Regions from separate parts of the Homo sapiens genome. Here region 1 is linked to region 2. A link is a contact called in ENCODE Hi-C or POLR2A ChIA-PET data. All regions are on one chromosome and are shown on one strand. The core of a region is the stretch at or near the end of the contact, and the rest is flanking DNA. Distances in the headings are between cores, read along the strand shown.

Evidence for each region. A loop is a pair of places that touch in the nucleus more often than their neighbours do. ChIA-PET counts read pairs that join two places held with the same protein, here RNA polymerase II (POLR2A).
Region 1: POLR2A ChIA-PET joins it to region 2 with 21 read pairs in PC-9. The contact joins two enhancer-like sites. A Hi-C loop is called at or near these places in 2 of 168 maps with a recorded cell type or tissue (esophagus muscularis mucosa and tibial artery). POLR2A ChIA-PET finds 5 or more read pairs at or near these places in 3 of 52 experiments (IMR-90, PC-9 and Panc1).

The regions. Positions count from the first base shown.
Region 1 is chr2:223,025,962-223,029,291 of GRCh38, forward strand. No RefSeq gene overlaps it. Among named protein-coding and RNA genes, the nearest start is that of KCNE4, 25 kb to the right of the region's middle. Within about 2 kb of position 1,655, at least 3 of the 41 ENCODE cell types and tissues checked have a DNase peak (open chromatin) inside an H3K27ac peak, as active enhancers do.
Region 2 is chr2:222,992,765-222,996,188 of GRCh38, forward strand. No RefSeq gene overlaps it. Among named protein-coding and RNA genes, the nearest start is that of KCNE4, 58 kb to the right of the region's middle. Within about 2 kb of position 1,732, at least 19 of the 41 ENCODE cell types and tissues checked have a DNase peak (open chromatin) inside an H3K27ac peak, as active enhancers do.

The DNA of each region.
Region 1 (3,330 bases), core at 405-2,904, 33 kb after region 2:
AGCCGGGTGTGGTGGCAGGCGCCTGTAGTCCCAGCTACTTCGGAGGCTGAGGCAAGAGAATGGCGTGAACCCAGGAGGCAGAGCTTGCAGTGAGCCGAGATTGCACCATTGCACTCCAGCCTGGGCACAGAATGAGACTCCACCTAAATAAATAAATAAATAATAATAATATGAGCTCCAGTGCTAAAAAGTCGTTAGAAAGATCATCCAACTAGATAATCTTTAAATACTCTCTCCCTTAACAGTCCCTGTGATTGATCTTTGCAGTTCCATTTCAGCATTACCAGACTTAAAATTAAAAACAATTTTTTTTGTTAGATCTGTGATATATTTCATGTCCTTGCTTCAAGGAAAGCTGAGTCTTCAAGTCACTGAAGTTAGTGTCTCTGGAACCCCAAACTTTGAGTGACTCCCCTGAATTCAGATGCAAATCAGCACATCAGAAACATTTAATTCATTGACCCTACTTCCATGCAACTAAGAACCCCAAGTTCAGGTGAGCAGGAGGGGGTTGAATAGTAAATATTGGACCTAGTTAAGGCCAATATGTAATTTAAATAAACACAGCTGAGCAAACAGAAGACTTAAGCAAAGGCTGGATTTACGTAGCCATTTCCTTAGTGTGTTATGTGCCAAATGAATTCAATGGCTTTTTGACGTTTTTCCTTCTGATCTTAATTGCAACCTGTTTGACTGAGTTGATGAAACTGATTGAAAAGTCAAGACATTAAAAAAACTGGAAAACCTTTTTTGTTAAGAGCATGTTTAGCTACATGTTTCGTAATTTAGTGGGGGCAAAACAGGGCTTAAAGAACTTCTTGAAATTTAAAACAGAATTATTTGTGTGTCTTAATATTTTCTACATTCTTTATTGCACTTAAGAAATGGTAGAAAGCATTTTTGGGACCGTTACATTCATGCAATCTGGATGCTATGTCCTGGGTGACTCAGCAAAATCTTCCAAAGTAGCTATTGGGGGTTTTCCTGGGGCTGGTCTGAGATGGAGCGTTGCTATTTCTTAGGTGAGGGTGCTGATGTTATAGCTTGAGATTCTCTAGCAGTTTACACTTCTCTAGCACTTCACTATTTGCAGGCATACCTCACTAGTTTTTTTTTTTTTTTTTTTCTTTTGAGACAGGGTCTCACTCTGTCGCCCAGGCTGGAGTGCAGTGGCGCAATCTCGGCTCACTGCAACCTTCGCTTCCTGGGTTCAAGCAATTCTCCTGCCTCAACCTCCCTAGTAGCTGAGACTACAGGTGCCCACCACCGCGCCCAGCTAATTTTTATATTTTTAGTAGAGACAGGGTTTCACCACGTTGGCCAGTTTGGTCTCGAACTCCTGACCTCAAGTGATCTGCCCACCTTGGCCTCAGAAAGTGCTAGGATTACAGGCATGAGCCACCATGCCTGGCCACCTTACTGTTTAAAAAACACTAGGAGTGAGAAGAAAGAAGGGGATAAAATGGATGGTAGAGAAGAGATGTCATTTTGTCAGTCCAGCCTCAAAGGAGATGAAGCCAAAGCAAGGCCATTAGAAGCTTGGAGCTGTCCCCTGGACTTCTGGGAGTAAGCTGACATGTGATTGATAGGGGAGGCAGGTAGGTCAGTGTGGTATGAAGGGATTTGCTTTGCTACAGCAGGGAGTTCTCCCAGAAGCCAGAACCAACTGACTCAGTGCATCTGGAAAGGAGCCAGAGAACTCCTTGGCAGGCATAGGAGCTTCTTTCTCTGGTTCAGGATTTTACCAGAAGTTTGCCCACCACCACTCCCTGAACATCACAGCCATGCATGGGAGATACGGAGAGGTTAAGCGGTTTTGTCCAACATTCCACACTTTGTAGATGGAAGAGCTGGGTTTTGAACACATCTTCTTGCCATTAATGACTATGCATTTTCCACTATGCCAGTGACATATGTAGAGATTCTCAAGCTATAGCATCAGCACCCTCACCTAAGAAATAGGTCTCATCACTTAATTAACACACAGAGCATGCAGACAGGGTCTCCATGTAATTTATGGCTTGGGATACATTTTTATGTTTTGAGGTGCTTTTCATTTGATGCATGCATTAGTAATAATGCAAGCTTCTATAACAGCTGAACTCCCAAACCTCAGTGGTGATACAGTAGAAGCTGTTGCTCACTCATATTGAGTCCAAAGTAGGTTTAGGCCTTTTGCCTTCCATGCAGTGATTCAGGGACCCAGCCTTCTTCCACCTTGTAGACAAGGCACACTGGCTTCTTACCTGTTTTAGCCCAGATGTGACATTCATCACTTTTGCTCATGTTCCATTGATGAAAACTAGTCACATGACCTTACCAGTAGAAAAGAGATAGAATACAGTCCTGGCCTGGCAGCCATTTTTCAACAAAAACTCTGTATAATAGAAAGGAAAGCACAAGTCTTTGATGGGCAATTAGTTACCTTTGCCACAACTAACAACAATATACTTTTGGTTGTTAGATAATCATTAACTAAGCATGCAATTTTGGCTGCTTCAGTCCCAGAGTTTGATGGCATTGTCAACGTTAATCAAAGCAACTCATGAGAAATGCTTAAGAAAGTGACACATTTTCAGGCTTGGAGAAATGTTCATTCATCTAACTTGGTATTATTTAGGGCAAAACCTTGTCTTTATGAGCACTGTACTAGCAAAGGGTAGCTTCCTTCATGCAGGTCTAAGAGAATTATTTCCTTTCTTTGTGTCTCAGCTTTCTTTTCTGCAAAATGAAATTGTTGGAGTAGATAGTCTCTAATACCTATGTTCTAGCAATATGCATTTCATTTCTCATGTTATTGAAATCACTGAAACAAACATATCTGTCTTTGGTGTGATTAAAGGTTGTTCTTCAGGAAAGGCATACACAAACGTGTTCTAAAAACTAGCCAGAGGAAATGGGGAGCTAAATGTTTCCTTTTCTCAATGGGTCTTGGCCATCTTTCCACTTATTTAAATGTAAAACATGTATTATTTAACCACAACTTCAATGCTAGGAGCAAACACATAAAAGCAGATGGTTAAACAGCATGTATTTTGGAGTTTTAATCCCAAACCACCTATACATGCAATTTTCAAATAAGAATAAGCCTATGTTTCAACAAATGTGAACTTTAAGAGTTATTATTTGAACTTTAGTCTTAGATCAAATTTTCACATAATAAATTTTGTGTCCAACTACTTCATGCCATTGTTGGTTTTTGAAAAAGACAAAGAGTTGCAAAGTGGTGAGGTTTCCCACTGAATCACTGCCCATAATAGGACTCGATCTTGAACCTTTGGGGCAATGCAGTCAATCACTCATTCTGCCACTGAGAAGGTGGCTTTTCCT
Region 2 (3,424 bases), core at 482-2,981:
GTGGCAGGACTGAGTGGCATGTAGGTGAACGGGCAGTAGTACTGTTGGCCCGCCTGAACATGGGGAAGTAGATTTGGGGGAAGAATTAGTGCTGTATGCTTTTATCCTTGAGGATGTGAAGACAGCCTGGAAAAGGTACTCTTGGACCATGCTCTTGCCTTAAGAAGAGAATGTCATGGTGGAGGCAGGAGCACCTGGAGCCTGGCTGCCAAGATCGTTGACTTTTATCTTCCCAGAAAATTGTGCTCCTATAGTTAGCTCTGTAAGTGGAAGCTCCTCTCTCACAGTAGATTCTGTTTTGTGGTGGGCTAATGACTTAGCATAGCTCCTTTCTCTGTCCTGAAATATCTAGGCCTATTGCCCACTTTTTAGGACCTAGCTTCAAAGGAGCAGAGGTGAGGGAAGGGGCTTATCCCTCATTTGAAATAGGAATATGGACAAAAATTGGTTAAATAAAATGTCCAAGGTAGGTGTGGTCAGTAATTATCCCTGGAGAGGTATTTCTGAGATGAGATACCAGAAAGGGATAACAAGAAACTTGAGGGGTATAAAAAGAGACAATGGGTGATGGTGTTCATAGGAGACTTTTAGTTGCATTTTAGGGACCGACAGACAACAGTTCTATTTCAGCTGCTAGCTGATAATTTCCTGATTCCTTCTTTCACTGATATGGTAAGGCTCTCCTTCCCTAGAGTGCTGGTCTTGATGAAACTGTCTTCATTTGCTCCTTTTTAGAGATGTTTCAGTTCTTTCTCACAAAGGGAAAAAAAGATAATTGAATATTAAAATATTCAAATGTATGGTTTATCCCTGGGATAACTAGACTCAAAATCTCCAATTAGTAGGATATTCTGACCAGACCATATTATCCTTTCATCATCTAGCCAGCTACACATAGACACGAGGTCATATTTTCCTGGTCTTTGGTACTTTAGGAGCTTTACTATTTCAGAAGTACTTCAGAAGCAGGGATTCAATGAAATACATGCACATACACAACACACATATGTACACACCAGCCTTTTTCATGATTAGGATTGGTATGGAGGAAAATTAGGTAATGTCTCTCATTCATTTATGAAATATGTTTTGAGCACTTCTATGAACTAGCTTTTCTACTAGGAGCTGGGATACAGCAGGGAGTAAGTCAGAGGCTCTTTATTTGCATGTGGTTCAAAAACCGATAAACATCAGGCAAATAATGCAAATCTCTATTACTCCTACAATACACTATTCCAATTTAATTTTTTTTCCCTCTGTTTTCTGTTGTGGGAGTCCTCAGGGTCTTGGCAACTTTCCAGTTCTAGAACAGATGCATGGAAGGCACAGTCAGGGATGTGTCTTAACATCGATTCATCTCTGCCAGACAACTGGATGAGCCAACGGGTTTCTTGGGAGCGTCTGTCTCCCTGACCACATTATGAAAAAGCCGATACCCACCCTAACCAGGACGCCCATTCTGTTGACTTTCAGCACTGCCCTGGTTTCAGGAAGCATCTGTGGTGCTTTTGCCCATTAGCGTTTCATGCTGTCTGCCCAGTGTCCATAGATATGATGGGAAGACCACCTGGTCAGAGGTGGCTTGCTCTGTCTCACAGTGGAATCCTGGCTTCTCTCTCCATCTTGTTTATAAAGCTGCATCTGCTCAGTCTCAGATGAGAAGAGGACACGAGGCAGCACTGCTGGCAGCTCTTAGTCACTCTGCAGAGAGTTCTGGTAATTTTCCTCTGTGAGAAAGGGGGCTGGTTGCCAGCCTCAGTCTGTGATTCCTGTGCTGTTCCCTCCAGTGTCAGCTGATGAAATAAGGCCTTTTGATTTCCTTCACTGTTACATTCTCTGGCAAAGAACCACCAGGGAAATGAGACTAGGAACTTTCAGGCTATCCCAGGCAGCTGAGAAGTATTCATAGAAACAAAAATATTAGATTCGTTAAATATTAAGTGCCAAATCACAATGATACACTGGTGCTCATGAATGTATTACGCATATGTAGATTTGAACATAACGTTTGCACTTGTATGTTTTTCTCCCCAGAAGTTTGCATCAGTTAGGAAAGAATAATATTCCCTTTGCATTATCTTGGCTCTTTCTGGATGAAAAGCAAAAACACCATTTAGCTCTTGGCCCAGAGGTGTTTCTCTTCTGTACATTTTTGGGGCAGGGTTTTCTGAGGGAATGTGGGCCTTTCATTTCTTCTTTATAATCCTATATTCCAATTATTGTAGAAGCCTTTCCTCTTGGAAGATGTGGGTTTAGGGTGTCTAGCACTGCACACCCTGGTTGAAGTATTAAATCTCTCATACTTTAGATTTGTGATTCTGGTGGGACAATTAATTATAGGATCCTCCTCCTTTCCTATAAGCTGCACAGTATAGGCCTGGTTAATTACAAATTCCCATTTTCTTGACCACTCTGATGATACAGGTAAGAGCCTGGTACCTGAGACGGACCAATCTTTCTTTAGGGTTCTTCTGTTTGGAGCTGGAGCTCTGAGAAGAAATCTTGCACTGGGCTTGAGAACAGGAAGCACACTAATTAAAAATCTACTTCACCACTGATACGTTTGGCTCTGTGTACCAACCCAAATCTCATCTTGAATTGTAGTCCCCACAATCCCCACGTGTCAAGGCTGGGACCAGGTAGAGGTAATTGAATCATGGGGGCAGTTTCCCCATGCTGTTCTCGTGATAATGAGTGAGTCCCATGGGATCTGATGGTTTTATAAGTGCCTGGCATTTCCCCTGCTTGCACTCATTCTCTCTCCTGCCACCCTGTGAAGAGGTGCCTTCCACCATGATTGTAAGTCTCCTGAGGCCTCCCAAGCCATGCAGAACTATGAGTCAATTAAACCTCTTTTCTTTATAATTACCCAGCCTCGGGTATTTCTTCATAGCAGCTTGAGAATGGACTAATACAACCACCATACAGAGAAAGTCTGTCTATGCCACTGAAGAGTACTTCCAAATAGAGAAAATCAGAGAGTGGGCTGGACTGGGAGGCAGAGGTTTCCTCATTTATGTTCCTAGACACAGTCAGCAACGGAACTAAAAATGTCCTACCTAATTGATAAGGTGAAGCAATGTGTTCCTTATAACATCTCTCTGTTTTAATATAACTTTGCTGATCAGAAAGGAAAAGGCAAAAAATTGAATCACCACTAAAGGACTTATCCATGTGACCAAAAACCAACTGTTCCCTCAAAATGATTGAAATAAAAAAAGTCAAATACTATATAACATTAGCAGAATAAAACATTGTTGCTATTATGAGTTAATTTTTTAAACTAGTTATTATAAATACATATAAAAGTTGTTAAGTTTTGAATATTTTATTTTATTTTATTTTATTTTTTTAGATGGAGTCTTGCTCTGTCACCCAGGTTGGAGTGTGATGGTGTGATCTCGGCTCACTGCAGCCTCCGCCT